Linked DNA regions of Homo sapiens: region 1 is linked to region 2. A link is an interaction called in ENCODE POLR2A ChIA-PET data of the cell type or tissue named here. Cell type or tissue: endothelial cell of umbilical vein. All regions are shown on one strand. Each heading gives the region's core, and the rest is flanking DNA. Links, peaks and the distances in the headings are about the cores only. Region 1 holds the start of LOC124904216 (a long non-coding RNA gene). Region 2 holds the start of LOC105378847 (a long non-coding RNA gene).

The links. Peaks named below come from ENCODE experiments on the same cell type or tissue, not always from the same donor. Only the 100,000 strongest peaks of a DNase experiment are listed, where the experiment ranks them.
Region 1: POLR2A ChIA-PET joins it to region 2 with 5 read pairs; 2 of 35 experiments call an interaction of 5 or more read pairs at or near these places.

What each region holds. Positions count from the first base shown.
Region 1 is chr1:89,537,930-89,554,058 of GRCh38, forward strand. The region is part of intron 1 of LRRC8B (leucine rich repeat containing 8 VRAC subunit B); the gene reads left to right. It overlaps LOC124904216 (a long non-coding RNA gene), which reads right to left and starts at 12,960. Exons shown (of 3, transcript XR_007066214.1): 1 at 12,931-12,960; 2 at 12,555-12,622; 3 at 8,202-8,605. In endothelial cell of umbilical vein, for the core only: no CTCF peak of the experiment used is centred there; DNase peaks (open chromatin) are centred at 7,842, 8,722 and 10,022; H3K27ac peaks cover 3,629 bases.
Region 2 is chr1:89,958,694-89,974,822 of GRCh38, forward strand. LOC105378847 (a long non-coding RNA gene) reads left to right here and starts at 6,464. Exons shown (of 3, transcript XR_001738142.2): 1 at 6,464-8,604; 2 at 11,957-12,095. In endothelial cell of umbilical vein, for the core only: no CTCF peak of the experiment used is centred there; DNase peaks (open chromatin) are centred at 3,608 and 6,678.

The sequences.
Region 1 (16,129 bases), core at 5,551-13,550, 420 kb before region 2:
TGTGAGAAATAAATGTTTGTTGTTTATTAGCCACCCTAGTTCATGGTATTTTGTTATAGGAGCCTGAATGGATTAAGACATGCATCATTTTTATTTACACAGAGTAAAACCTCCCCAAGTATGTGGCTGGTAGGGCTCCTTGTCCTGTTTACTCTGAAAGAAACTTCACTCTGAAAGAGCATGGTTAGAACATACCACTCTTTTGGACCCAGGCATGGTGGCTGGAGCCTGTAATCCCAGCTACTCAGGAGACCAGTATCACAAGATAAAGAACATTTCAGGTATTCCAAATGTCCTAGAAAATTATGAGCAAGGAGAACTCTGGCTGGTGGCAGGAGAGAAAAAAAGCAAAATAAGAAACAGAGGTCTTGAAGTGGGAAGATTTCTCTTTCCTTATAGATGAAATTTTGGCATGGCAAAGAACAGTTAGGAACTGATAGTGCCTTTGAAGGTCTGAACCAGTAGACAGGAGAGAATGTTCCTCTTTCTTTCATAGAAGCAGTGACTCCCTTAGAGTGAAGTGACTGTCATCCCCCACCCCAACCCCAGTGATTTCCTTTGGGGACATTTTATACAGAGACTTGGAAGATAAACTTGTCACTTTTAGGGAAATACTCATTGTAGTAAGTTATCTTCCCAACCACACTTCCTTAACGGATGTGTCAACTTTTAGTACTACAAAGTAACTAAATATTTTAAGTAGCAGTCATCCACACTGCAGCATGAGTATGTCATTTCCAAAACTAGATGCTGTTTAAAGGTTTAAATTAGCATCTTCGAGGTTTTTTTTTGTTTGTTTGTTTGTTTTTTAGACAGAGCCTCACTTTGTTGCCCAAGCTGGAATGCAGTGACATGATCTCAGCTCACTGCAACCTCCACCTACCGGGTTCAAGCGATTCCCCTACCTCAGCCTCCCAAGTAGCTGGGACTACAGGCACCCACCACCACACCCGGCTAATTTACGTATTTTTTAATAGAGATGGGGTTTCGCCATGTTGGCCAGGCTGGTCTCAAACTCCTGACCTCAGGTGATCCACCCATCTTGGCCTCCCAAAGTGCTGGGATTACAGGTGTGAGCCACCGCACCCAGCCCCTTCAAGGTTTTTAATACATCTGGCTTTAAAATCTCAGAAGCCTAGCAAGACTACCTCCTAGAAACATTGATATTTATTGACATTTTAGGGTATTTTCTATTGTTGCTCTCTTAAAGGCAAAGAAAACCTATTTTTCTAGTTAGAATTACCCCTTAATGCATTGACAACTCTGAAAGAAGAAATTCTAGCCTTTTCTTTCCTAATCAGTGAAAGGCCCTTTCCCCCATATTGCCCTCTCCGCCCCCCATATTTGGGTATTTCTAGCCTACTTTTTCATCTGTATGCCCTGTTACTATGGTGACAGGCACCATAGAAATAGAGAACAAAGCAGATGTAATAAGCATCTCCTACATGGTTTACAATGCTAAAAAGAGATCTAGGATTTTCAGGCGTTGCTTTTTCTTCACTGATGATAGAACTGGACCAGCCCAACATTGTGGGGGTATAGGGACTGGGGTTATGGGCTGATTTGGACCCTACAATTCCCATCGTCTTTTACTTTATCAGTCCTTATTCTACCCAGGAGTCATGAAGGTGAAGAAAGACTAATGGGAGTCTGCATGGAAAGTGTAATATAGAAATTAGGGCCACAGAAACAACACATTGCAAAGGACAGATACTTCTGCTGAAGCATATTCCATTGGAGGGAATCAAGCCAGCTGTAATGTTCACCAGTCATTGATCCTTTTGCTTGATTTTGCATTGTTCAACTTAACCTTTCAATAGAAAGATTTATCAGCTAGGTTTCTCCCACTTCAAGGTACTTAGCCTATGTTAGATTTTTTTTAAATTAAATAAAAATAAATCTGGATTACTAATAACTTGCAATATTTGCTCCTGGCCATTGGGGCCATTGAACTTTTAAAAATAAGTAGTTGAACAGCTAATGCATGCTTATTTTGTGCTTGTTTTAGAATTATAATTAAATATTCAGCAGATATTGTGAAAGTTAGCTTTCCATAAGATCCAGGAGAAATTTTCCATAAATTGTTTTTAACCTTCTACATGCATGTCTATTATTTTATTTATTACATCTTCACGTATCATTTCTGGATATCTTTAATCAATTACCTAAGATTAAATAAAGTGTTCCAGCTACTCAATTCCATCACCTGGACAATTATTTTTAAGTTTATTATTTTTTAAGTTTTATGTTGCTTATATTTTTATGTTTAGGGACCTGTATAGTTTTAAAATAATACTATGTTTAGAATATAAGTTGTGATACATGAATCAAATATTTGGAGCTATAGAAGCTGAATGATCCATGTGTCCATTACATTGTAGTATGAGGGCCTGAAACTCCTTCTACCTCTAAATTCTTGTTTCTTTGCCTATGTGGCTCTTTTCTTTTTACTTGACGAGCAAAAGAAGTATACTTTGCCAATTTTGTTATCTGTTGTAATGGCCCTAACAGTGATGTGAAAATATGTCTGAATCAACCCCACGCTTTGAGTTTTAAAAAACCCACACAGTGTAACCTTCCCCAGTCATGTCAGCTTTTCCCCTTTGTGACACGAATGAAAGAACAAGAGCATTGGAGTGGGAGTTGGAACAGCCAGTGCTGACCGTGGCACAGCCTCTGCCAGGGGTGAGCTTGGAGATACATTTATATCTCTATACAAAGCATACAGCTTCCTCAGGAAGAGCCCAGGAGCCCCAAGGAAGGTTTTGAGAGATTATATCAGATTAGTTTTGGGAAGTAACACTGGCAACTGTGTGGAGGGTGTGCTGAAGATGAGAGAGATCATATTGCGAGACCAAGTAGGGCAGTGGGATGAAGTAGAGGAGACTAGTAGAAAAGTTAGTTTAGAAAAAAGTCATAGGATTAAATATTCTATTTCCTTTTATCAGAAGATCCTATGGTAATTACTTAAGTCAAACTGTGATTACTGACATTTTACTAGTTTTACTATAGCTTCTAACTTTTTCAGAGAAGGAGTGGATTAAGTTTTGAACCAGATGATTTGGGGTCAAATTGTCAAATTTCAGGTTACCAGTGAGTGTGCTTTATATTAGCACAACTTTTTAAATTATAGCTTCTAAACATTTATGTCTTCTGACTGGAAATGGGAAAAGATTTGGGGGAAGTACTATTTGTTCTATGGAAGAATAATGACACTTTGCACAGGAGAGGTTTGCTGAAACCAGGTAATCCCTCCAGGCAGCTTAGCTCATTGTCTTCCAGAAAGCTAAAAAATTATGGGCTCATTGGGTAAGGTTTCTTGGCCTAGAGAGAATAGAGGTTGTATTTGTGAGGAGCTTATTCTTTCATGGATTGCTGTTCTCTAAAACCTCCTGGGCAGAGAGAGTTCCCATCACTTTTGATGTTGTCATCACTGTGAACATAGAAAGTAGACCAGGTAGAGTTATTTCTATTTTTATCAATTAAAAAGCTGGCTTTCTGGCCGGGCGCGGTGGCTCACGCCTGTAATCCCAGCACTTTGGGAGGCCGAGGCGGGCGGATCACGAGGTCAGGAGATCGAGACCATCCCGGCTAAAACGGTGAAACCCCGTCTCTACTAAAAATACAAAACATTAGCCGGGCGTAGTGGCGGGCGCCTGTAGTCCCAGCTACTTGGGAGGCTGAGGCAGGAGAATGGCGTGAACCCGGGAGGCGGAGCTTGCAGTGAGCCGAGATCCCGCCACTGCACTCCAGCCTGGGCGACAGAGGGAGACTCCGTCTCAAAAAAAAAAAAAAAAAAAAAAAAAAAAAAAAAAAAAAAGCTGGCTGTCTGAGAGACTCCATAACTTGGCTAAAGTTAAGGCAGATGGTAGGCAGGATAAGAGTTCAGTCTCCTCCATCTTTTTGCTGACTTCTACTCTACCACATGCCTGAAGTAGCCACCTTCACACATTCTTCAGAACAGAAAGCATTGACTATACCAAGAATGAAATTTTCCTGATAATTTTAGTAACTGTTCTCTTGATATAATGTACAAATTATATTATTTAAATGACTAATTCACAGATTAAAATTTTTTAATGTAATATATGGCTTTTACCTTTAAAAGTTGTAAAATCCTGGGAGCATTTGAAACTTGAACACAAACCCAAGGCTACTCTCGTGTACCAAAAATATGGAACTAGACAGAGACCTCCTGGCCTTGAACATGTCTTGCTTTCATGACATCTTGGTTATTATTTATTTCTGCACCTACCTTTAGCTAAGGGACTAGAGAAGAGTGTCATCTGCTAGGGCAAGCTTTTGAGCTCTCTGGCTCAGTTCTCACAGTGGCTCAGTCTCCTATGAGTTTCAGAGTCTTCAAGGTGGTTCCTCTACCTGCCCCACAGCATCTGAAGCACTTACTGTGATTATAATAAAATAACTGAGGATTTGTTTAATCTTTGTCTCTGTCACCAGACTATAAATTCCATGAGGTAGAGATAGCACCTGTTTGAGGACATCATGGGTTTTGTTTATTTTGTTGCTTCTCCAGGGCCATTTACCACATAACAGCCACTAAATATTTACTGAATGACTGAGTGAATGAATGAATGAATGAATGAATCCATGTTTAGCCTGTTGTTCATTCCATGGAGCTAAGCTACTTTTTATTTTTCTCAGAGATCTCTTTGAAGAATATTCATATTGATGCTCGTTTTACTATTATGAATTTACTATTTGTGCATGTTTAGATAAGTCACATAACTGTCTCAGTTGCCAATCTGTAGTGGAGAAAATCTCATGGGGTTGTTGAGAGTTTTAAATAATTTATATAAGCACTTATAAAAATACTTAACATAAAGTTATCTCATCATGAGTATTGGCATCCATTATGGTTATAATATACAAGCATATTCAACTACTTCAACCTCACATCAGCTACTTGTTAGGGCCTATGTGTCCTCACACTAGACTTGTTTTGTCTTATGTACTGGGGGGACCTATTAAGGCAAGCTCCACCTGATTTATCTTTTGTAAGTTGTCAGTTCAGTTAACTAGACTTAAATTTACTTTTTCCTGGTAATTTTTAAAGTAGGGTCAAATTACTTAATGATGAAAAATTAGACTTGCATAGTTGTTGATCTAATAAAAGCACTATTGACAAAATAGAAAAAATTATAGCTGTCTCAGGACCAGATCACAAAAGCCCCTAAATTTTCGTTATAGCCTGAAACTTGTTCAATCTTCACATTTTCTGAAATTCAGCCTTATTCAGTAAATAGACAAGTAAAAGAAAACTATGGCCCTTCACATTTTTAATGTATATTTTGAGACATGTAGACTATAACCTTGAAAAGTCTTTTATGCTAATTGGTCATCATGGGTAACAATACTCAAAGTATTCAAAGTAACATAAGTCTAAGGTATAAATTCATATTTCATTTGTTAGGAGTCTAAAACTTCTTTGATTCTTTTTCTGTTGTGCATGAAGGTAACAAACGCCAGTGAGTGGTAGTTTTCTTATTATAAAACAATCTATTATACAAGAAAAAATTTATTCTAATATTATCTAAGTTTTGAAAAACTGATTTTTTTTTTTTTTAAGTTGGAGTCTTGCTCTGTCACCTGGGCTGGAGTGCAGTGGCACAATCTCAGCTCACTGCAACCTCTGCCTCCCGGGTTCAAGTGATTCTCCTGCCTCAGCCTCCTGAGTAGCTGGGAGTACAGGCACATGCCAGCAGCCCTGGCTAATTTTTTTTTTTTTAGTAGAGATGAGATTTTGCCACATTGGTCAGGCTGGTCTCAAACTCCTGACCTCAGATGATCCACCCACCTTGGCCTCCCAAAGTGCTGGGATTACAGACATGAGCCACCATCCCTGGCCATTTTTTTTTGAGTTGGGGTCTTGCTCTGTTGCCCAGGCTGGAGTCCAGTGGCACTGTCATGGCTCACTCCAGCCCCGATCTCCCAGGCTCAGGCTATCCTCCTGCCTCAGCTTCCTGAGTAGCTGGGACCACAGTTGCATGCCACCAAGCCTGGCTAATTTTTATTATTATTAATTATTTGTAGAGATGAAGTCTTGCTATGTTGCCCAGGCTGGTTTTGAACTCTTGGACTCAAGTGATTCTCCCTCCTTGGCCTCCCAAAGTGCTGAGATTACCATCATAAGCCACTGCGCCCAGATGATTTTTAAAATCTCTATAAATGTCTGTTTATGCAGAACAAGGTGTAAGAATACATAGTTATTTGGTGTGTGCAGTAGGGTTTCATGAGAAGGGAAGGGAAATGAAGGAAGCTATTGTTCAGTAGTTTACACTTTTGATTCTTATTGTTTTCCTCTCTAGTAACATCCCAGAGATGTTACACATGGTAAAGTCGTAGTAAAAAAAAATTATTTCTAAACAAAATGTTTCTTTCCCTAATGAGATTCTGGTTTGGGTGCTTTATTGTCAGTGTGCTGGGAATTTTGGAATGTTCTCTGTGTATTTCTATGATTTTGACCTAATAATCTCATTTGGATTTACCAGGCTCAGCAGCTGTTGTTTTTATCGACTATTGCTAAGTCATATTAATGTCCAAAGTTGAAAAATCCTTTTCCTATGTTGGCCTAGATTATTCAGAGTTTTACAAAATTTAAGCCTTTTCTCCAATGCCTGTAATTTTTATTTGCTTGTAAGAAACCTTATAATAATAATAATATCCCAGTGGGTACTTTAGATGGGCTAAGCCTATTTGCAGATCTCTCGCAGGATGGTAGTGAAGTTTGCAGGATGGTTTGTAGAACAGTGCTTTCTTGATAAATCCATCTATCCTCTTTTCTACTGGAGGAAGAAAAAACCTCAATTATATTGACTTTAAGTACTGTTTGATGTAACATGATAGATCTTTGCAGTTTGATATGAATGATTTTCCTTTGGAAAAGCAGAATGCAAAACTGAGAAGTCAAAGACATTGAGAATGTCCTAGGAGAGCATAAACTCAAAATTATAACCATTTTATTGGATACAATTGGAAAGTTTTATTTGAAGAGGAAATCAGATGTTGAATTTTGCCTTTTAATTCAATTTTTAACGTAATAGGAAGTTTTCTTACATAGTTGAAAACATATATTGCTTTCTTTGTAATTTCTAATTTGTTTAATTATAAGGCAGTGGTTTTGAGGTCTAAAAAAGATACTAGGTATGCTGTTACATTCCTCCCAGGGTGAGTTTTCTTGATTCTTAATCCCATCTGATCTCTGCACTATCACATTCCCTTTTTTCCTGTTGGGAGTTTAAATTTATTCTCCTTATACATTTAGGATTCAAACCAATAGCTCTTCTTGTTGTCTAGTGATATGGTCAATGATTTCTGCATTTACAGGTAAAGATGAGCATCAACAGTGTACTTTATCAGTTATAAAATCATCTTTACATAATAATCACATTTGATTCCGACAATTTAGAGAGGGAGAGAGGAAGAATGACTGAAATTAATTCCTATTCCTCAGAGAAGTTACACAATATACCCAAAATAGCATGTAAACAGAAGGGCAGGACAAGAACCAGGCCTTTTAGCTCTGTGTCCAGTCTTCTTTCCACCCTGTCATACTGTGTCTGCATGCCCTGTCCAAGGCATTTACCAAGACATTTCCCACATACAGAATTTGGTTAATATGCTGAATAAAATTGTTGTGTCAAATTTTAATAAACTCTATAAAACCAATTGGATATCCTTTGGTTCTTTCCCTGTTAAACGTGAATTCTTGCACTATATGTATGGTGAGAGAGGTTTCCTGCTTTCAAGGCCAATGACAGTGAGTGTTCAACTTAAGAGTTAAGAACAAGAAGACAACAATAAGACAGATGTCCCAAGAAGGCATATGACTCACAAGTTCAGTGGAAACATCGTAGGAGGTGAGGCTTGCAGGATGTGATAAGATATGGAAAGTTGAAGAAGGGGGTGGACGGGAAATGTTTGAGCAGAGGTGTATAGGAAAGAATGTATGCAGTACTGAAATCATTGCGGATGAAACGATACATCCAGGATTTGCTTCAAGACACCTGGCATGGGTGTGATATGAATTGATCATTGTTGGAGCTGGGTAAATGGTATATGGGGGACCCTTATAATATTATTCATACTTCTATATACATTAGAAAATTTCCATAGTAAGAATTTTTTTTAATAAAAATGGTATATTATGTGTTTTTTGAACAATAGGTTAGGCTAGCCTATCAGAATAGAGAGCATGTTCAAAGGCATAGTAGGAAGGGTTGGAAAAGCGGCCTGGTACCAAATTTGATGGTGGGGGAGGATTTGTGAATGTATGCTGTGGAGCCTTGGTGAGTGCTAGTAGGCACTGGTTCATTGGTTGGACTTGAGTTCTGCTTGACTGTGAGCCCAAAGTGGAGTTGCAGTCCAGTGTTGGCATCTTATCAAGAATGGCAGTAACTCCACTTTACCATCTGCTTCAGGAGTGTCAGATCTAATGTGCCATATTCAGTTCTGGAAGGCACATTTAAAGAGGACTTTTTGCGAACCAAGTTTCAATGGTGGGATATATCAAGCACGGAAGAGTAACTCACATCTTCTTAGCCATCTTCTTTCTGTCAGAACACTCCATCAGCTCATGGTTGTCTACCTGGAATAGATGTATTTTCCCTTCTTCCAAGTCTCTCTACTACTCCCTTTCAAACTCTTTGTCTTTTGAGAGCCAAAGAATAGGCAATAAAAAGCAAATTAAACACATTGCTGTGATTCCTTAGTGATATGAAGGTACATAATCACAAAGGCATCTGACTCAACCTCCTGGCAACAGACTAACAGCTGACTGAGCTATACCCAGAAAGGAGCCCTCAGTGTAGCTTTCTGAAGCAAAGTTCCTCCTCCTTCTTGCTGAAGCTATTTCTCTATAGCTAAGTAAAAAAGACAAGAGATGTATCAGAAATTTGGTTAATTGATAATATTAAGGAATTGTTAATTATTTGTATATGATTCAGTAATGATTCTAGAGCTGACACACATAAGCTTGTGAAAACTGATTGTTGTGTTATAGGAATTTTCAAGCTAGTTAAACATAGTCATTAAAAACTAAATTGTACAAACTTAAAGTACTAAAAGTAAAATAAATACTCAAAACTCTCACTTCCTAATTATTTTGCTATAATTTGTTGTTATCTATGCTCTTAAGGTTATTTATGTCTAAGGTATCTGCAGAGTAGAAGTGCTGTATAATGATGTGTGACACATCTCTTCTCAACTCCACATTCAGTGACATCATGTTGGTACTTTGAAATTGGCCATGGTGGGAATCATGGAAAATGGCAAAGAACCAGGGTCCTTTTTTTTTTTTTCTCAGAAACCTGGTTGTTAAATATTTACCAGCATGCCACTGGATATTATTATGATATTATGGTTATATCTTAAAGACTCTTTCTGTTTTAGAGATCCATACTGAAATAAGACAGAATATATCTAGAATCTGTTTCAAAATAATCCAATGAGGGTGAGTATTGTGGTGTTGAATCAGAGTGGTGGGCAGATGGGTTTCATTGCACCACTCTCTCAACCTTTGTGTATGTTTAAAATTTTCCATAATAAAATGTTAAAACAGCAATTATGGAATGTTACAATGAAAATAAATTGCCTGTACCTAGTAGACATAGATAGCAATCCAGTCTGGCACCTGTCTTTCCTTCAAACTTTGATGCCAACATTCCTTTGATAAAATCATATTCTCAAATTTTGGAGCACTTATTTTGTAAATGGTTCACATAGGTCATTGATTTTAAAGATCTGTTTCTCATTAAATAAAATCAAGAAACCACCATGTGCAGTTTATCATGCCCATCAGGGCAAAGGAATCCACTAGAGCCTTCCCAAGGACAGCAAAAAGCTTTCTTCATAGTGGGCGGGGAGGGGAGGGGGTGCGGGGCATTCATTTGTTGGATTGCAATCCTGTTTGCAAAACCAGTTGTACAAATAGGGAAAAATGAATCAAGTAATTGCTCAGAAGGCTACTTGCAGCTACATGACAGCTGTGTACCCTTTAGATTTATTTTCAGTCTAGCTGATTTGAGTCATTGCCCAAAAAAGGAGTGCTGTCAAGTGAATTGTCTTTTATGCAGATGATGACAGCCTTTCTAAATATTGCCTGGCTGATATAAGTGATTTGTTTGGAATTATTGGCCTATGAATTAAATTAGTCCTAATCCAAATGATTTTAAAAGTTCTCGCTTAGATTATATATTGATTACATTTCACAAAGAGCACAAAATAACTATATTTTTTTCTAGCATATATTTAGACATCAAATGGAAAAGCTATAGCATGAATTACTCAGAATACATCTTTTTTTTAAGTTTGAAGTTTTAATTTCATTCTTAATATCAATTTGGAGTATGGTAATAGTTTCTCCTTGGATTTGATTATGCAATAATGCATACAAACTAAATCCAGTTGACATGGAAAAATATTTATGTTGTGTAATGAATGCAAGTGGTCACTATGATTATCCCATCAAACAGAGTAGTGAGGAAATTATTAGGTTTTATAATGAGGACAGAGAAGGACAATCAGAACCTTGAGGGGGAAAGTAGTCTATTCTGTCTTATAATATTAAGTTAATGTGAGTTTCTGGTCTGTGTAGAAATACAGGCTTATTCTCTTAAGGTAACGACAAAAAAATTCAAAGCCTCAAGCAATGAAAACAGCAGATGCAAACTCAGGTTTGTTTTGACCCCTCAGTTTTGTTTCACCCTGGGCTGAAACAGATACTGCAAATAGGAATTGAGATCAGGGAAGCCAGAAGTCAGAAGAGTGTGTGTAGGAGAAAGATCATTATAACTTCTCCTCATAAGACAGAGCTGGACAGAAAAATCACCTGGAGAAACTGGGAGCCTTTGTTGACACTTTGCTGCAGTTTTTCCCATGTTAATTCCTTTGTACCAATACCCTTCAGGGCTCTGCAGGGTCCCACCACAACATACATTCTGAGAGTTTGTTTGAGGCGTATAAATACAATAGAAGTCATAGTTCCAAATTAAGTTGGAGCATGAAGATTGGGGTGTGATTGCTAAGAAAAAAGGACATATTAAGTTCCTGAAGTGAGATAATCACAGACTTGTGATTATTCACTCAAAAACTATTTACTGAGCCCCTACTATCTGGGCTAGGTGATGGGATACCACAGTGAGCCCTACAAATAGAAGCCCTGTGCTACCAGAGCTTACTGCTTACTGTGCAGAGAAAAGTGATAAACAACATAAGTATATAGTACATTAAACGGAGACAGATAATGTAGGAAAAACAAAACCAGAGCAGTTCTTCAAAATTAAATTCCCAAAGGATAACATTTTCCAACTCTATCAAAGCTAGCAAAGAGAGGAGATTGGTATTTATAAAAATACAACACATACCACATCAGAAATTCCTTCATGTTTCTATTAACCCTGTTGATATGCTAAATATATTCACTATCTCTACAACCATTAGAGAACAAAGTAAAGATGAAGTAGCTTGGAAAGGGAGCAGCTCTTTAACACTGAAGTGAAATGAAAAATATGCCCTTATGTTTTGTTAGTGAGTTGACAGTTCATGATCAGGAAGACAATGAGCACCTGCAATAGGGAGGCTGCAAGTTATTTTTAAAAAGAATGTCTTTGATTGCTTCCAATTCTATTTATCTCCAGTTGGACAATCAAGTAGAAGTCATTTGAAGAGATGTTTTGTAGTTATGTGGATGCGGATTTGCATATGTGGGTGTTTTCGAACATATAAACTTTTAATGAATTCAGTCATCTTCATAAAAAACTAAATTGTCCCAACTTTAAATGGAAATATTCTGGAAGGAAGGTATTAAATGAGTTCTTTTATATGGGAGATGGACTGAGGCTGCATTGAGTTATTTATTTTAAATAACTTTTAAAATTTTACCAAGTGCAGGTCTTTAAGTCCAACATTGGCCCAAGTCTTCAGCAAAAACAGCTTAACAAACTCATTTATATTTTTTCCTCTCCCTAGGGCTCCAGTTTGTGTTTTCAGCTGCCTACTAGACCTCACTACCTGGATGGCCCACAGGTACTGCAAACTCAGTGTTTTAAATAACACACTCATTAGCCCCCTTCATCATTGACCCTGTGGCCAAAGCTAGGATAAGTCACTTGTCCTTGAGTCCTGACTCTCCTTAACATCTAATCTGCTACCAAGTCCTTCTAAGGGATACCTAAGGAGCCCTAGAGTCTATGCCCATAAGCTAGTTAGCAGAGAACCTGCTCGAAAGCACTTAAAAGTAATAGTAGTACTTTTGCTTCTATCCCCTCTTCTCTTCACACTCAGGCACATCTTAGTTCAAGCCACCTTTCCTGTTTATCATCTGGACAATTGATCTATCCTGATCTCCTCCCTATGTGTATTTCTCCTTTTTAACGAGTTGTTCATGCTGCTACCAAAGTGGCAAATTCTAACTTTTTAAATTTAAGATTTGACGCTGACTGGATTAAGTCACTCCCTTTCACAAATACCTTTTTGGGTTCAATAGAATGGTACCTGTGTCTCATTAGGTCTGGACCTAAATGGCCTTTTCATCTCACCTTCTTCAGCTTTCCCGCTAGGTTCACTTGCGAGAACAGTACTCAGTCAAACCTTAGCTATGCCAAACCTTTAATAAAGCATAAAAGATTAATTATGTTAATTATTAGCCTTGCTTTGATATGAAAGGGCAAAATTCACCAGTTAGCTCCTTGGTCTTCCACTGAATATTGGAATATTAACTAGCACTTTATAACAGAGCCTTTCACCAGCCCAACTTTACTGCTCTTCCCTTTTCCCAGCTCTCTAGTCAGCCAGAACCCACAGTTCTGCCTAAATTCCTTCATTCCTGGTCAGTCTCACTGATACTACCATGGTCTTCACTCTCACTGCTTCAGCATTGAATGACTGCAGTAGGTTCCTGCCTGGTTTCCTTACCTTCATTTCCCCCGGCCCCCGATCCTGCCCCATTGTATCTCTCATGCCTTACCAGGTTAGTTTTCCTAAAATATTGCTTGCATTCTATTTTAGAATCTATAATTGTTCTCTTTTGTAAGTCAATTCAAGCCATACTCTCATATTCTGGAATCTCCAACCGTAAATGTCCTCACTGCCTCATTTATTTGTGAAGTCGTCCCCCTCTGGCCGTGAAGATCCTCTGCAGCCTCACTGCTCTTCCTCAGGCAACACCCCTCTGCTCTTTCCCTCCCCACTACCCCGCTGGAGATTTTTTTCCTGCTCCAGCCCCTGCATATCCCTAACGGCTCAGAGATACCTTATCTATGTTGCCTTCTCCATTCCCTGAGCTATACCTGTTCATCTTACAAGAGGAAGCTTTGGATGGTTGGAAGAGCACCATGTTTGGTGTCAGTTATAGGATCAAGCTCTTGCTCACCAGCCATGTGTCATCAGCAGCTAATTTTTTTTCTCTCTGAGCTTGTATCCTTATCCTAAAGTCAAGTGTATGATTTAAATGACTATGAAAAAAATGCTCCATAAACTTTTGAGCATTATATAGATGTTCAGAGTTGTTCCACTCCACTATTTAATCCTTCATTTTTTTCCTGTTCACTTTTTGTACAAATTTCTCATTTTCCTAACTTTATAAGTGTTTTAAGGATAGATAGAAAATGAAATATACTTTCTTATCTTATTCAGCCCATACCACAGCAAATGCTCAATGAATTCTCCCTGTCAAGAGAATTCAATGAATATAAATATAAAGGATCAGGCTCTGTGGTGAAAGTGCAGTATTTGATAAAGTGAGTGAGGGAGTAACAAGAAAAGAGGGTCCCCAAAGAAAACGGGACTGACTAGCGGTCTGGCCTGCCTCAATACTTTTGGTGCGTCCACAGACAAGCTCTGAATGAGACCCACTAGCCAGGCTCTTCAACCTCTTAACACCATGGCAATAGAATTGACTCAGTTTCTTAAGTGTGACACTGTTCTTAAAACATAGTAGGCTCTCAAGTGTTTCTAGAATTCACTAGCCACATGATTTGATTATTATATATATTTATATACATGCATGTACCGTGCTAATAGATTTGTCTGTCACTGCTTATTTATTCATAGTTTTTTTTCCTTTTACATTTCATTCTTATACAGAGCAGCAGTATGTCTGCTTTGTCTGCAGAGTAGCACTAATATTCAGATTTGCATTGTGTTTGTGCAGTGTCTAATAGGGGCTACCTGATCACTTGCTGAAGTCATAGGTAGTTCAGGAACTACCTTCTTATTTAGATTGCTAGGACATTTTCATAAGAATATTGTACTGTATATAATACTAAGCTTACTCAAATCCTGCTTAAAATTAAAAATAAGTATAAAGAATAATAATTAGTAAATGAGAATATATTCTGTTTTTGCATGGTGTCTTCTAGCCCCTTCTCCCACACCCAATCTCCTTGGAATAAGAGATATGGTAATGGAGCCCAGAAATTCATGATCCTACTTAGTATCCATCTTAGCAGAAAAATGTAAACCATAGTGAGTTTTGTTTGCTAACACTATCCTTAGACAATAAGAATAATCGTTAGGTACTTATAATAACTCTCACTATGTTTAGGTTACTGAGTCAGTTAAAAGCAGACTAATCAGTAAAATACATTTTCTGGTTTTAGAGAGCTTATAATTTACAATAGATTAAAGGGAATGACAGTAACCACAGAAAAATAATTAAGAGAAATGTGATTTACTTGTTACCTAAGAAGCAAAAGATACATTTTTCTCCAAAGTAAGTCATTAAAGATTGCAATCGTTTATACCAGAGTTGATTTACTAGCATGAAAATGATTGCTTAACCCTGCTCCCTGTGTTCACCAGGCGGGTTGGTGAAAGCTTGTGTTTCAGATGAGCCAGCCTGGCTACAGGAAAAGATATTTGCATAGAAGACTGGGGACACTGCCACACAAGAAAATGAAGAATTATGCTTTTGAAATTCCTTTTATTACTTCCTTGATTAAATTGTTGTTTCCAAGGGAATTGGATTTTCAGATGAAATTTTAATAATGCTTCAGATAATTCCAATTGTGTTCTTTCATTTTACTCTGCTTTCACAATATGATCATATTTGGTTTCACTTCCTGGTTAGTGCACACAAGCCTGTTGCTGGGAAATATTTGAATAAAATGTTTATGAGAGAAGACTATTGTTTCAAAGTAGAGGAAGGCATTTTTGTTTGATTTAGACTTAGTTCATGTAGTAATTTTTATAGAAATAAAATTTCTGACATGTAAATTGGTTAAAAACACTCTTTAAAAATAATTTAAAAGACTTATTTCGCACTGAAATTAAGTTACCTTGTGGTGAAATCATCTCTTCTACAGAAGTGTTTGATTAGGTACCAGTTGTGCAACAAATGAAATGTTTGTCCATAATTAGAGTAATTGTAACTTGATTTTAAACAGAGGTTTGATTGCATGGTGAGTGTCATAATGCCAAATGATTTTTCCATTGATTCAGGGCCCAGTGTATTCTTAAGTTGATGTTTGATCTCAGCATGTTTAACCTGGCCCAGAATATATCTGGCACCCTTTTGTGTGTGTGTTGTAAATGACTGTTCTTCTGTGTTACAGCTTCATACAAAATCTTTGCCTATTCTAAAAGTGGTATTTTTACCATTAAGTATTTAATTCCACCAGAGTACTCAGGTATTACCTAGTCTAAAAAAGTACAAATCAAATTTATTTCTCTTTGGAAAAAGTCAGTTAAGAATTTCAGGAAACGTCTGCTTCCTTAAAATCTAATTACTTTGTCCATTTGCATCAGTTTACTGGCTAAATCTGAAAGTTTAATTTTTTAAAGCGTAACTATTTTTCTACTCAGAATTTTAATTTTGAAGTCCATTTATGTTTTATTTCTCAAGGTACCTAGATATATACCCTAATATAAAATTAGGCTTCCTGCTGTCAATCTTGAACTCTCTCCAATGAATTCTTTCTGATGCTTTCAAATTAATTTTCTTGATATATAATAGTATGTCCCTAAATGTATTTTTCTGTCATTCCCTTGCTCAGATACCACCAGTGACTTCCTACTGCTTATATCAAGCCTAAATTCCTCTCTCCTTGTAAAAAGATTTGAATATTCTAAAAGTGACATATTTACCCCCTAAAGCAATAATTTCTCAGGTGCC
Region 2 (16,129 bases), core at 3,051-11,050:
TAGCTGGGTGTGGTGGCACGCGCCCAGCTACTCAGGAAGCTGAGACAGAAGAATTGCTTGAACCTGGGAGGTGGAGGTTGCAGTGAGCCGAGATCGCACCACTGCACTCCAGCCTGGCAACAGAGTGAGATTCTGTCTTAAAAAAAAATAAAAAAAAGTGTTGGTAAGGATGTGGAGAAGAAATTGGAACCTTTACACTCTGCTGATAGGAATGTAAAATGGTGCAGCCAAAAACAGTCTGGCAGTTCCTGAAAGGTTTAAAATAAATTTACCATATGACCCAGAAATTCTACTTCTATGTATATACCTAAGAGAAAGGAAAGCATATGTTCACACAAACATTGTACATGAATTTCATAGCTGCATTATACATAACAGCCAAAAAGAAGAAACAACCCAAATGTTCATCGACTGATGAACAGATCAACAAATTGTGGGATAGCCATACGGTGAAATATCATTTGGCGGTAAAAATAAATGAAGCACTGATATGTGCTGCAACGTGGGTGAACCTCAAACACTTTATACTTAGTGAAAGAAGCTGATAGGGACAGGAAAAAACAAAGTGTTTTTCCTACTTTCACACACCACTCGACAGGAACTTCTGACACCAGATATGTAGGGGGGTTCTCCACACACCACACAGTTCTTTTGCAGATACTAACTGGGTGTCCTACAATTTAACTCCACCCTGACACTACTTACCTGGACTTAGCATCAGATCCCACAGGTCGAGGGCTCATTCCCACAAGACTGCCCCCCACTTCTGATACCAATTGCAATTTCTAACTGCAATTGGCTATAAATTAGGGTTCCCATGATCTCCTTCTTGGGTTTAATTTGCTAGACTGGTTCACAGAACTCAGGGAAACACCTGAAACATTTACCCATTTATTAAAAGGATATTACAAAAGATACAGATTGACAGAAAGATGGAAGAGATACATAGGGCAAGGTATCGGGGAGGGAATGCAGATCTTCCATACCCTCTCTGGATGTGCCACCCCCCAGGTACCTCCACATGTTCAGCAATCCAGTTTTCGGGGACTTTTATGGAGGCCTCATTATGTAGGCATGATCGATTACATCACTGGCCATTTGTGATCAACTTAACCTTCAGCCCCTCTCCCTTCCTGAGAGGTTGGGGGGTTTGAAAGCTCACACCTTCTAATGATATGGTTGGGTTGGTTTCCTTGGCAACTAGCCCCACACACCCCTACAATCCTGAGGCTATCTAGGAGATTCCAACCACTAGTCATCTCATTAGCATACAAAAGCTACTCTCTTCTCTCCAGAGACTCCCAGGGTTTCAGGAGCTGTAGTGCCAGGAACCAAGGACAGAGACCAAATATATGTTTCTTACTGTGTTACAATATTATAGAAACCAAACACAAAAGACCACCTTTTATGTAATTATATGAAATGTCCAGAGTAGACAAATACACAGAGACAGAAAGTAGACTAGTGGCTGCCGGGGACTGGCGGCATTGAAGAGGAATGAGGAGCAAATAAGAATGAGTATGGAGTTTCTTTGCAGAGTAATGAAAATATTATAAAATATAATAATGAGTATGGAGTCTCTTAGGGTAATGAAAATATTCTAAAATTGATTGTTACGATGGTTGCATAACTGTGAATACACTAAAATCTATTGATTTGTACATTGTAAATGGGTAAACTTTATTTTAATACAATTACAGGATAGAGTATACAAATACAGTGATTTGTACACTGTAATGGGTGAACTATATCTCAATACCTCAATAAAGCTAGTTTTCTTTTTTTTTTTTTGCACTAGAAGAAGGAGACATCAGTATGTTAAGAATGTAGATAGCTCTTGTTATTTTGAGATACATCCCATCAATACCTAATTTATTCAGAGTTTTTAGCATGAAGTGTTGTTGAATTTTGTCAAAGGCCTTTTCTGCATCTATTGAGATAATCATGTCGTTTTTGTCTTTGGTTCTGTTTATATGCTGGATTACATTTATTGATTTGCGTATATTGAACCGGCCTTGCATCCCAGGGATGAAGCCCACTTGATCATGGTGGATAAGCTTTTTGATGTGCTGCTGGCATTACCATTCAGGACACAGGCATGGGCAAGGACTTCATGTCTAAAACACCAAAAGCAATGGCAACAAAAGCCAAAACTGACAAATGGGATCTGATTAAACTAAAGAGCTTCTGCACAGCAAAAGAAACTACCATCAGAGTGAACAGGCAACCTACAAAATGGGAGAAAATTTTCGCAACCTACTCATCTGACAAAGGGCTAATATCCAGAATCTACAATGAACTCAAACAAATTTACAAGAAAAAAAACAAACAACCCCATCAAAAAGTGGGTGAAGGACATGAACAGACACTTCTCAAAAGAAGACATTTATGCAGCCAAAAAACACATGAAAAAATGCTCACCATCACTGGCCATCAGAGAAATGCAAATCAAAACCACAATGAGATATCATCTCACACCAGTTAGAATGGCAATCGTTAAAAAGTCAGGAAACAACAGGTGCTGGAGAGGATGTGGAGAAATAGGAACACTTTTACACTGTTGGTGGGACTGTAAACAAGTTCAACCATTGTGGAAGTCAGTGTGGCGATTCCTCAGGGATCTAGAACTAGAAATACCATTTGACCCAGCCATCCCATTACTGGGTATATACCCAAAGGACTATAAATCATGCTGCTATAAAGACACATGCACACGTATGTTTATTGCGGCACTATTCACAATAGCAAAGACTTGGAACCAAGCCAAATGTCCAACAATGATAGACTGGATTAAGAAAATGTGGCACATATACACCATGGAATACTATGCAGCCATAAAAAATGATGAGTTCATGTCCTTTGTAGGGACATGGATGAAATTGGAAATCATCATTCTCAGTAATCTATTGCAAGGACAAAAAACCAAACACCGCCTGTTCTCACTCATAGGTGGGAATTGAACAATGAGAACACATGGACACAGGAAGGGGAACATCACACTCTGGGGACTGTTGTGGGGTGGGGGGAGGAGGGAGGGATAGCATTAGGAGATATACCTAATGCTAAATGATGAGTTAATGGGTGCAGCACACCAGCATGGCACATGTATACATATGTAACTAACCTGCACATTGTGCACCTGTACCCTAAAACTTAAAGTATAATTAAAAAAAAAAAAAGAATGTAGAGTAATTTTCCTGGTTAAGATATATCATATGGTCAGTATGTTTCAGATTAATGAATCAACATGAAATGAAAAAATGTCTAGTGGGTATGCCAAGGATTTCCATTCATGGTCTTGGACGTTCTACCTTTTAATTAATGTCCCAGAGAAGTCCATTGCTCTCCCAGATCCACTCTCTACCCTGCTCTCTGTAGGGAGGCTGGCTTATACAAACCATGCCAATAGGCTCCTGTGGCTTACAGCTGGGTCTGGCCACAGGGAGTTCCAGCAGGAGACGCAATGGATAGAGGACATCCCCTCCCTGCAGTCCAGCCTATGACTCCCTCATTATGAGAGACAAGAAGGCTGCTTTGCCTTGATCCTCACTCTTCTTGTCAGCTTCTCTGAAGTTACTAGCCCTGGACAACCCCTTGTGGTTTCCCGGCACTCCGGTCAGTTTCCTGTTGGAACACTAACCAAAACACTGCCAGTGCATAAGTGACATAAAGCAGGATCCAAAGGACCTGGACTGAGAACAACAGGATGAATCTGACAAGAGGGTATTTAATGAAAAGTATAGATGAAGATGTGGTTACTACACTATTTGAAGCTTTGATTATTGACCGTGAATCAAGAGTTCGGACGATGCACTGCCTCCAAAATAAAATTCTAACTTTATACTGTTCCAAATAGAAAAGTGTTTGCATTCTCTTCCTGTGGTTAGACCACTCTTAGAGTACTGTGTTCAGCTATAAATAACACATGAAAAAGTTATCTGTGTCAAATTACTGTAGATTTTAATGCATCCATTTTACTTCCAGCCCCATCTCTTGGGTACTCAAACATGAGCAAATGGGGGCTATGAAATCAGATAATTTGATAGGTAGACATGGAGCTATTTTAAAAATTGCCTTTCCCTTCCAATTCTTGAGACACTGTTTTTGAACCAAATTGTCACTTCCATTAGAGTAAATTATTTCCCAAGGGACTTCTAGAATCTTTATACACATAGACTTAGTGACTCACCCCACAGTCTTGAAATAAACCCAAACCTATGCACACATTTTAGACTGAAGCCTGATGCACATGAAAGAACTATCCAATAAATAGATTACATCAGAAATTGTCTTATAGGCCTAGTTTTAAGTGTATGGCAAAATTCAAGTTGAGATCAAATAAACAATATCCGAATGTTCATGCTAGAAGTGCCTTTAATATCATTTAATACAAGTCTCTGGTTTTGTAAGTAGGAAGAATGAGGCTGTCTTGCTTAAATTCACGAAGCTAACTGGTGGTAGAACCTAGACAAAAATCTCAGTTTTTTTGCATCTATTCACTGTGCTACATTGCCTCCCTAATAAAATCACACTTCTAAACACCAATTTGGAGGGAACTTGGCAAGTCTTACTATTTTCTCAATGTTTGTTGGCTATCTACAGTGTGATGACACTACCACATTTCCAAGACATTTATATACCTTATTTGAAGCTGAAAAACAGTATTTGTAATGTTTAACTGAGAGATTTTTAAAAAGTTTTCTTGATTTTTCTTACCTATTCATTGCAAAAACATTTATTGAGAAGCTATTATGTGCTAGGCAATGTCCAAAGTACTAAGCAGTGAACAAAGATTAAAAAAAAAAAATCCTTGGCCAGGCATGGTGGCTCACGACTGTAATCCCAGCATTCTGGGAGACCAAGGTGGGTGGATCACGAGGTCAGGAGCTCGAGACCAACCTGGTCAACATAGTGAAACCCCATCTCTACTAAACTACAAAGAAATTAGCTGGGCGTGGTGGCGGGCACCTGTAATCCCAGCTATTTGGGAGGCTGAGGCAAGGAGAATTGCCTGAACCTGGGAGGCGGAGGTTGCAGTGAGCTGAGATCACACCACTGCACTCCAGCCTCGGCAACAGTGTAAGACTGTCTCGAAAAAAAAAAAAAAAATCCTTGCCTTCATAGAACTTACCTTGTAATTCTTATGTTTATATTTGGGGTAGACTTCAAGGGAATTGAGAGAATTCTTGCCCTACTTTTGTGATAGCCAGCATCTAAGATGGCCTCCAGTGATCCTTGCCTCCTGGTGACCACATCCCTGTATAATGCCCTCCCATGCTGCCCATGCATTCTGCATAAGCAACAGAATACTGTAGAAGTGACAGTATGTGACTTTGAGTTTTAGTCTTAAAAAGCACTGCAGCTGTCTTTGCTGTTCTTGCATCACTTCCTTGGGGAAAAGGACCCTCAAACAGCCCTACAGAAGCCACAAGCTGGGAGGAACTGGGATCTCCTGTTAGCAGTCAGCACTCTCCAGCATGTGCATGAGTTGTCCTCCAGCCTCTGTCAAGCCTTCAGATGACCGCAGCCCTAGCTAACATCTTGACTGCAGCCTCATGAGAGACTCCAAGCGAAAACTATCAGCTAGGTTGTTTCAAAATTCCTGAACCTCAGCGACTGTGAGAAATAGTAATGTCCATCATTCTTTTTCTTTCTTTTCTTTTTCTTTTTCTTTTTTTTTTTTTGAGACAGAGTCTCGCTCTGTCACCCAGGCTGGAGTGCAGTGGTGAGATCTCAGCTCACTGTAGCCTCTGCCTCCCGTTTCAAGTGATTCTCCTGTCTCGGCCTCCTGAGTAGCTGGGATTACAGGCACAGACCACCACACCCAGCTAATTTATGTATTTTTAGTAGAGACAGGGTTTTACCATGTTGGCCAGACTGGTCTCGAACTCCTGACCTCAAGTGATCCGCCCACCTTGGCCTCCCAAAGTGTTGGGATTACAACCGTGAGCCACCACGCCCAGCTGTCCATCATTCTTTTACACTACTGAGATTTAGGGTAATTTGTTATGTGGCAGTAGATAATTGACATACCCCATGAGTTTTAGGAAGGTTCCCTACAGAAGAACCATCTGAGAAGCACCTCAATATTAAAAATGGAAAAGGAAGCAACATTTTCCAGCACTTATGAGTTACAAGAAAAGAGAATCAACTCAGTGGAAAATATACATAAAGACCTTGGACGTTCCAAACCCATCATTTCTAATCAAGAGTTCTGTTTTTGGTGCCATCAGAAATTTGGGGCTTTAAAATGTGAGTAGGAAAAGTATAATGGTGGCAGGCGCCTGTAGTTCCAGCTACTCGGGAGGCTGAGGCAGGAGAATGGTGTGAACCCGGGAGGCGGAGCTTGCAGTGAGCCGAGATGGCACCACTGCACTCCAGCCTGGGCGACAGAGTGAGACTCGGTCTCAAAAAAAAAAAAAAAAAAAAAAAAAGTGATACACTTTTATTACATTGGAGAGAGGAAGAGACCCACAGGTGAGGAAAAGACAATCTTCCCAACTCTAATAAAGAAAGCTACTGAAATTAACCTAGGGTGGTTAAATTCAGCAGTGGGCCATGGCAACGGAAAACATTGCAAAAAGTACAACAACTCAGCAGGACTATTTGCCAATAATTTATTTTCATCAAGAAAAGAAAAACATATCCTTGGTAACCTGCCAATTCTCAACAAGCTAATTCACGTCAAGTCTTTCTCTGGGAAAAGAGATAATTAAATCTTTTGAAATCTTTGCTCCCTAACTACAGTGGTCATTAGGGCTGTTCACAAACATTCTTGTTCTCTTTCCTTCCTGACATATGGTGGATCGTAATTTCCCCCATACTTGGAGGCACTGCCATGTGACTTGGCCAATGAAATGTATGTGGAAGCTGTAAAAGTCAAGATGCTTCACCATCTTATCTTTTTGTTGTCATGGCAACCAGCAATATTCCTATAGTGGTCGCTCTGTCAGCCCCAGGTCTGGAGTAAGGATGACAATGGTGTGGAATAAAGCTTCTAGCAGACAATGATAGAGAGTATAATGAATAAGAACTATATCTTCAAGTTTAAGTCATGGAAATTTTGAATTTACTTGTAACTGCAGTGTAGCCCAGCCTAGCCTGGCTGAAATACTGATAAATAACAGAAGTTCATGTTCAACAGTCCTGTTTCTTCAGATGCTGGATTAGCAGCTGTTGGGCTCAGAAAAGGCTACTCCAAAATATGGTGCTTTGACATGCTGAATGGAGGAAGCAGCCTCAAAATTCTCTCTGACCTCCCTGCACCCCGTCTCTTAATCCTCCATCTCTCCCAAAGCACAGGATGAAATTGTTATCTAAAGTTCCCGTATCTGCCTACAGTCCAGATCTGCCAAGGGAAAAAACAAATCCCTCTCATCCCTTCCCTGAGTTTTAATTAACTAAACTCATATCACAGGAAGAAAGACAAATCTGTTGGCCAGGCGCGGTGGCTCACGCCTGTAATTCCAGCACTTTGGGAGGCCGAGGCAGGTGGATCATGAGGTCAGGAGTTCAAGACCAGCCTGGCCAAGATGGTGAAACCCTGTCTCTACTAAAATAAAAATGCAAAAAAGTTAGCCGGGCGTGGTGGTGGGCGCTTGTAATCCTGGCTACTCAGGGCTACTCAGGAGGCTGTGGCAGAGAATTGCTTGAACCCGTGAGGTGGAGGTTGCAGTGAGCCGAGATCACGCCACTGCACTCTCCAGCCTGGGCGACAGAGTGAGACCCAGTCTCAAAAAAAAAAAAAAAAAAAAAAAAAAAAAAAGGACAAGTCTGTCAACAAACCTGGACAGCCTTTTGTCCCAAAACATTGTCTGCTTTGTGAGCCCAACAGGCTTTGTCTCAGGCCATTATATGTTCTTGGAGCCCATTAAATTCCCCTAAAAATCATTTACTAACCCCCTTACATCACTCATACTTCCCCATCTCCCTTTCTTCTAAGAAGAAAGGCATAAAAACATCTAGACCCCAATTCACGGAGAAAGAGGGGATAATATCTGGGATTTTCCTCCATGCACTTTAATAAATTTATATGCTTTCCTCCTATTAATCTGCCTTTTGTCAGCTGATTTTCAGCAAACCTTTAGGGGGCAAAAGGGAAGTTTTCCTTTGGCTGCTACACAGCTCTGAACTGATGAGGAAGAGCTACTGCGTGTAAGAGTCTGGCTACGAGCCAGGTGCCTTCCATCCTACATCTCAGTTCAATTCCACAATAAAATGGAAAGGCAGGTATTACTGAACTCATTTTACCTATAAAGAACCTGAGAAGCGAAGTGACTTGCCCCAGCTCATTGGCAAGCAGCAGAGCTAAGACAGGAAGCCAGGTTTTCCGAGTATAAAACCCAAGCAGAGTCACTATGCTGTACTGAGACCTCCTATTACTGATTATGAACCAAGGTAATTTTATCCTACTTGATAACTCAGATGTCACCTCCTCCTGAATTAGTCACTTTTATATGCTCCTCTTGTCTCTCTTCTTTTCTATTTTCTCCAAGAACTGAGCTGTGGGACGCTTACCCTCATGATATTCCCTTACTTTGAGATAACTGCGATTCTCTCACTTAATGGCAAGGAAAAAAATACTTGGAATGTGGCCCCTGAAAGGTAATGTTAAACATTTTATATACATTGCAATCTTGTTTAGTCTTTATACAAACTCATAACAGAAGTATTATAGATCTATTTTAAAAGTGGGGAAACTGAAAGAAGAAAAAACTGAGAAACTGAAGCCGTGGCAGGTTATATAAATTGTCTAAGGCAGAGGCCGGGCGTGGTGGCTCACACCTGTAATCCCAACAGTTTAGGAGGTCGAGGCGGGCAGATCGCCTGAGGTCGGGAGTTTGAGACCAGCCTAACCAACATGGAGAAACCCCATCTCTACTAAAAATATAAAATCAGCTGGGTGTGGTGGTGCATGCCTGTAAAGTCCCAGCTACTTGGGAGGCTGAGGCAGGAGAATCGCTTGAACTCGGAAGGCGGAGGTTGTGGTGAGCCGAGATGGTGCCATTGCACTCCAGCCTGGGCAACAAGAGCAAAACTCTGTCTAAAAAAAAAATTGTCTAAGGTTGGGTGAAGTTCAAGCCTCTATCCACCTGAATCCAAACTCCTTCCCCTTTACAGTTTCTCTTCCCACAGTAATATTTGCTGTGTCTCAATTCTTTTTTTTTTGGTTGGGGGTGGGAGACAGGGTCTCACTCTGTTGCCCAGGCTGGAGTGCAGTGATGTGTTCACAGTTCACAGCAGCCTTGAATTTCTGGGCTTAAACTATGCTCCCACCTCAGTTTCCAGAGTAGCTAGGACTACAGGTCCCAGCTAATTATTTTAATTTTTTACTTTTTGTAGAGATGGGGCCTTGCTTTTTTGCCCAGGCTGGTCTCGAACTCCTGGCATCAAATAATTCTCCTGCTTCAGCTTCCCGAAATGCTGGGATTACAGGTGTGAGCCACTGCATCCATGCCTGGCCCTGCTTTCAGTTCCATTAGCACTTGGAATTCCCTCACCTCTATGATGGCACTCAAAGAAATGGATCTAAACTATGGCATTTGGACATTCTTGAGCGGGCTCTACTAGCATTTAATGAACTGAGACCATGGAGGAGAGACATGCTGCCATAGTGAGACAGCCCATACAACAAAGAATTTTCTGTCATCATATGGGATCTTCTAATGTCCCAACAGATAAAGGTTCTTGTACATGGAAAACCTGTTTATATTTCCAAGCCTAAGGTCTAATTCCATTTTATATACAAATATGAACCATTTAGGAATGCAATCACCAGCTAAACAAAGGGAAGATTGTACTGTGTTTTGTTTGGACTTTTCAAAAAATGATCACCACTTCAGAAAATATATCACCTATTGCAATACTGCTCATGGTATTTGACTCACTATAATGCCACACGTGTATCAGTCTGCAATTGTAGCTGTCAGGTGCAAATACGTACCGTAGAAGCTTTGACACATCTTTCAATAGACTTAGAATTGATCTGTGCCGCATAACCTCCATGTAACTCCTAATTTCTTTTCTTTTCTTTTTTTTTTTTTTTTTTGGGATGGAGCTTTGCTCTTGTTGCCCAGGCTGGAGTGCAATGGCACGATCTCGGCTCATCGCAACCTCCACCTCCCAGGTTTAAGTGATTCTCCTGCCTCCGCCTCCTGAGTAGCTGGGATTACAGGCATGTGCCACCATGCCTGGCTGATTTTGTATTTTTAGTAGAGACAGGGCTTCTCCATGTTGGTCAGGCTGGTCTCGAACTCCCGACCTCAGGTGATCTGCCTGCTTTGGCCTCCCAAAGTGCTGTGATTACAGGCATGAGCCACCGTGACTGGCCACTATTTCTTTACACAGTTTATTATCAAGTTCCTGTTGTCCATCCAAGAGCATGGTCCCCAAGGTCATTTTAAGTACTGGTGCCTAACTTGATGCCACAAAGCACAGAGGGATTTCAAGAAAAGAGACACTACTCTGTCCCATGAAGTAGCATATATCTGTACATATAGAGAGACCCTATGTTTATGACAAGACACAACTCAGCTGTGGATATCAGAGTCCTCATGTTTTCAACTTTGACATTGTAATTTGTTTTGCATGTTATCCCTATTCCAATTAAATTGACACTTTTTCCATTCTCACATGAATAAATTTAAATTTCTCTAAACTATATTTTATTCTAGTGTAGCCCACATCCTTGTTCTTTCATTTTCTTATTTCTTGTATAGATATGCTTATTTATATCCTAACATTCATTATAAGAAAGTGTAAGCAGGCTGGGCGCGGTGGCTCACACCTATAATCCCAGCACTTTGGGAGGCTGAGGCGGGCGGATCTCCTGAGGTCAGGAGTTCAAGACCAGCCTGACTAACATGGTGAAACCCCATCTCTACTAAAATTATAAAAATTAGCCGAGTGTGGTGGCATGCACCTGTAATCCCAGCTACTCAGGAGGCTGAGGCAGGAGAATCACTTGAACCCGGAAGGCAGAAGTTGCAGTGAGCCAACATCACGCCATTGCACTCCAGCCTGGGCGACAGAGCAAGACTCTGTCTAAAAAAAAAAAAAAAGTATAAGCAACTGACTACTTCAATGTGTCTTCTCATGTAACCTGGCCCAAGCAAAGTCTTCTAATACATGATAATTTATTTTTAATTACTCTCCTTTTATTGTTCTTTTTTATTATTATTATGGTTAAGGCTTAGTGCTGAAAATCTCTGTCCCAGAAAAATCCCTTAGTCCAAGGAAAACCAGGATTGTTGGTCACTCTAGATAGTGCTGGGTTTTTTCCTGAAATTATATGAGTAGGTAGGCTTTATTTTATTTTTATTATTTTTTTTTGAGACAGATTCCAATCCCTGCTCTGACTTAATTATTCTGTGTCTAAGCTTCTCTTACTGTAAAACGAGGATGATGTTAACGCATCTGTCTCACTGAGTTAATGTAAAGAATACAATGGACTAATGTCACTAATTCTTTGCACAACACACAGTAGATGTCTAAAATATTTTATTTATCATTCTTCCCAGGCCTACCCAGCTCTACCCTTCCCAGTAGTAACTCGTGAATCAAAATGATTCATTTCTCATTCCTTGACCTCCTCTCTCACCTGGGCCGCTGGTTTCTTATGGCTTATAGGAAAGCATTCCACTCAATGAAGCAATTCATATTGAGGTGTGAGTTGCTAATAGACCACCCTCTTAGCAGGCTGTAGGTATTTTAAAACTTATTACCCTCCACCAGAAGATTATGTATGAGATATTTTTTGAATTGAAGAGAGAATAGGAGTATATTTTCCAATGCCCCCTGTTATGGGCTACATTGTGACACCCCCAAATTTATATGTTGAAGCCCCAAACCCCAGTACCTTAGGAATTATTTGAAGATAGAGTCTTTAAAGAGACAAGGCTAAAGGAGGTCATTGGGGTAGGCCCTAATCCAAAATGTCTTGTGTCCTTATCAAAAGAGATTAGGACGCAGACACACACAGAGGGAAGACCATGTAAAGACAGAGAGAAGATGGCCATCTATAAGCCAAGAAGAGAGGCCCCAGAAGAAATGAACGCTGCTAATACCTTGATCCAGGGCTTCTTGCCTCCAGAATGGTGAGAAAATAGATTTCTGTTGTTTAAGCTACCCAGTCTGTGGTACTTGGTTATGACAGCCCTAGAAAATGAAAATGGTCCCTTATTTTTGTCACATACCTTTTGTAGATTAAAGCTTCTGGGACCAGATTCCAGATTAGTTCTCTGAATTCTCTGTTCTGCTTTTTCATTCCATGGCAAACCCCAGAACTTCAGTCTGTGGGTTCACCATGGGGAACATGCATGGCATTTAATCATCATGGTACTTATGGTGGTGGTTATGATTGATTGCAGATTGGGAATCCGAGTGTCAGGGAGGTTATATATCTTGTCTAAAGCAATCATTTATTCAACAAGTATTTATTGAACATCTATACGATATTTATATAGCAGGCACTATGAGAGATGCTGGAGTCACATCAAACTGACTTTGCCCTGCCCTCATAGAGCTAAAGGATTAGTAAGAAAAACAGATTTTAAATAAGTAATTATGTAATTATAATAAGTATCTGTGAATGTGATGACTTATGAAGGAGCATAACATTTTAGTAGGAGAGCCAAATCAGCTTAGCTCCACCCAAAACAAATTTAGTGAGCACCTATTATATGCCAAACATTGTGCTAAGTGTTTGAGAAATATCAGGGAACATGACAGATATGGACTCTTCCCTCATAGAACTTCCATGTCTAAAAGGAAAAGAAGACATCAAACAAGGCGTACAAATGAAAGAGAGATGTTACAAGGCTTAACTTCAAGATTATGTGTGAGCATTTGGCAAAGGCATATAATTTAGCATAAGAAGTCCAGGTAGGCCTCCTGGAAGAATCACTGTGCATACTGTGACCTGAAGAATCAGGTAGCTGTGAGCCTGACAGAGGTGTTGGAAGCCTTCTTCAGTGAGGTCATCTCCTGTTTAGACAGTGCTTTCCTCCCTGTACATTTTCTCTGAAGGCATCTTTGCTCTGCCTGCCCATAAACATGTTACTCAGCTAGAATACTGAACACTAACCAGAGAGCTATTTCAGTACTGTCTTGTCTAGAATGGGACTTTACCTTTTAGGGCATAAGCCTGAGAGCTTCCCACCTCAGAGGGTGACTTTAGATTGCTTCCTCTCCCTTACTATTCTGTTTGTGGCAGACGCTGGGGGTTGGCTTATCCAAAACCTTTTTCCTTATTGCCCTCTACTATAGAAGCCAGAAAGCCAGAATATTTATCTCCTGACTTAAATGTTGTGAGAGGCTACTAAGTCTGTCAATCTTAGGTGTTTTTGTTTGTTTTTCCCTTTTGTTTTTATTTGCAAAATATGCCCCCAATTGATTCATTCATTGTCCTACCTCTCTGGTAACAACAACAACAAAAAAAACCAGAGGCTTGAACCACTATACCTAAGCTTTGAAAGAATCCAGATACTTTCTTAATTCTGTTTCATGTCAGGATATTCCTGGTTGGAAAGCTCTTGGCATTACAACAAATTCAAGCTGAATCATATTTGTTTAGACTATTATATTCAGGATTGCAGAGCCAGCTGCCTTTTGAAGTGCTTTGATTTAGATACCTGGGGCCCTCATATTTAATGCTTCTTGTTAAAACAGGTAAAAGTATTTGGGAATATGGCCCCTCCCAAAAGTTTGAACACAATAAAAAATGATGCAGATTATCTTTTAAAAAGTATAGATAGCCAAGCATGGTGGCTCACATTTGTAATCCCAGCACTTTGAAAGGCTGAGGCAGGCTGATCACCAGGAGTTTGAGACCAGCCTGGGCAACATAGCGAAACATCATCTCTACAAAGAATACAAAGATTAGCTAGGCATGGTAGTGCACACCTGTAGTCCCAGCTACCCCGGGGCAGGCTGCGGTGGGAGGATCTATTGAGTCCAGGAGGTTGAGGCTGAAGTGAGCTGAGATCACGCCACTGCACTCCAGCCGGGATGAAAGAGTGAGACCCTGTCTCCAAAAAGAAAAAAAGTATAGCTAAAGGAAAAATGGAAAAGGGAAAAATGAAGAGAGGAAAAAAAGGCAAAGGTATGAAAACTAGTTCTAGGTGGTGAGTCAGATTATACTTCCTTTTATAATATCTAGGTGAGTGGAAAATACAGCCTCCTGGATAAAGTCTTTGCTTGAGATAGAAAATTCCTTCAAATTACTCCTTTCTTCCAACTATTGTATCTTTTAGTCACAGAGAGGTGTTTAGAAAACAGATTTTGTAAGGCCATCACATTGTTCTGCAGTATAATTTAAAAAATAGTGTCTCTTTTTTTCCTTTTTAATTTTTATTTTTTGAGACAAGGTCTCACTCTGTCACCCAGACAGTGTCATGGTCATGGCTCAGTGTAGTTTCAACCTCCTGCTCAAACAATCCTCCTGCCTTAGCCTCCTGAGCAGCTAGGACTACAGGCACGTGCCACCACACCTGGCTAGTTTTTAAATTTTTTGTAGAGAGGAGGATCTTGCTGTGTTCCTCAGGCTAGTCTCCAACTCCTGGGCACAAGCCATCTTCCTGCCTCAGCCTCCTAATGTGGTGGGATTGCAAATGTATGACACCATGCCCAGCCAAAACTATTCTCTTACTGAAACAAACCTACCTTTTTATTCGTAAGAATCTTTCCCCTTGGAACACAGTATCAGAGTTTGTCAATCAAAACTACATTGTTTACCTTATCATAGAATAAATTGTTTGATTCAAAAATTTTGATTTTTGTAAAGTTGATCTTTGAAGAGCCAGATTAACCACCTGGATTGAGTAATGTGTCCTGTGTGTTGCCTACCTCACCAGTTGAATTGGAGAGACCACAATGAGCTGAATTTCTTGGTTTGGCCAGAGCCTTTCTTTGTGGGTAGAGAGGAAATGAGAGCAGCAGAAAATCTGGAGATAGGATCAGCCACCTCCCCTAGTGAGATCTGAGAGACTCCCTTGCCCCATATCTCTTCCTGTTGGATAGTTGACAGGGGCCACTGCTTTGGAATAAGTCAGCGAAGATCACTACCAGGTAGAGAATGGAAAGCCTCCTTTGGTTTTAAGGAGGAGAGAAACACTGAGGCACTCCAGGAAAGGGAGTGTTTATCATAGATACACAAACTGGAACCAGAAAACTGTTCGGGGATTGAGGGAGCTCTAGGGACTGGCTGTTTCCTTTATCTTTCTCATAGCCAGGATCATCTCCCTCTTGTTATCTTTCTGCTTTTTTCCTATGAAGTGTCTGCTCTGTCTTCCCTCTTTATCAAGAGGCCAATCCCGGCCGGGCGCGGTGGCCTGTAATCTCAGCACTTTGGGCGGATCGTGAGGTCAAGAGATGGAGACCATCCTGAACAACATGGTGAAACCCCATCTCTACTAAAAAAAAAATACAAAAATTAGCCGGGTGTGGGGGTGCACACCTGTAGTCCCAGCTACTCAGGAGGCTGAAGCAGGAGAATCGCTTGAACCCGGGAGGCAGAGGTTGCAGTGAGCTGAGAATGTGCCACTGCACTCCAGCCTTGCGACAGAGTGAGACTTCATCTCAACAAAAAAAAAAAAAGAAAAAAAAAAGAAAAAAAAAGAGGCCAATCCCTCAATCCAAATGCCTGAGAGAGCAAGTCCAGTTGCCTTTGTTCCGTGAGGCTACCCTTTGGGTAGAGCTCTTTGCCCAAGGCATCTTCATGAGTCATTAACCAACTGATGGAAAGGCTGCCTCAGGCCAGGTGTCTACCTCTGGTCCACTTAGGGTCCCTTGTGCGTAGACACCAGCCTAAGGTAACTTCCTGATCCTGGGGATTATGGATGTGGCAGTTTATACTAAAAGCAACTGTTGGATGACAGTGCCTAGGATCTGCATTTAGTCTGAGTCCCAATGCGATCACATGCCTAATTTGTTTGACCAGTCAGCGCTCAGATTTCTTCCTCTGTAAATAGGGGATAATAATGAAACCAACTTCACAAAGTTGTAGTGAGGCTCCAACAGGGTAATATATTAGTGAAAGGGCTTTGTAAACTATTAAATATTATACGAATGATATTATTATCAAAAAGAGATAACCTCTTAAGCCATTTTGACCCCTTTGGGTTCTCAGGCT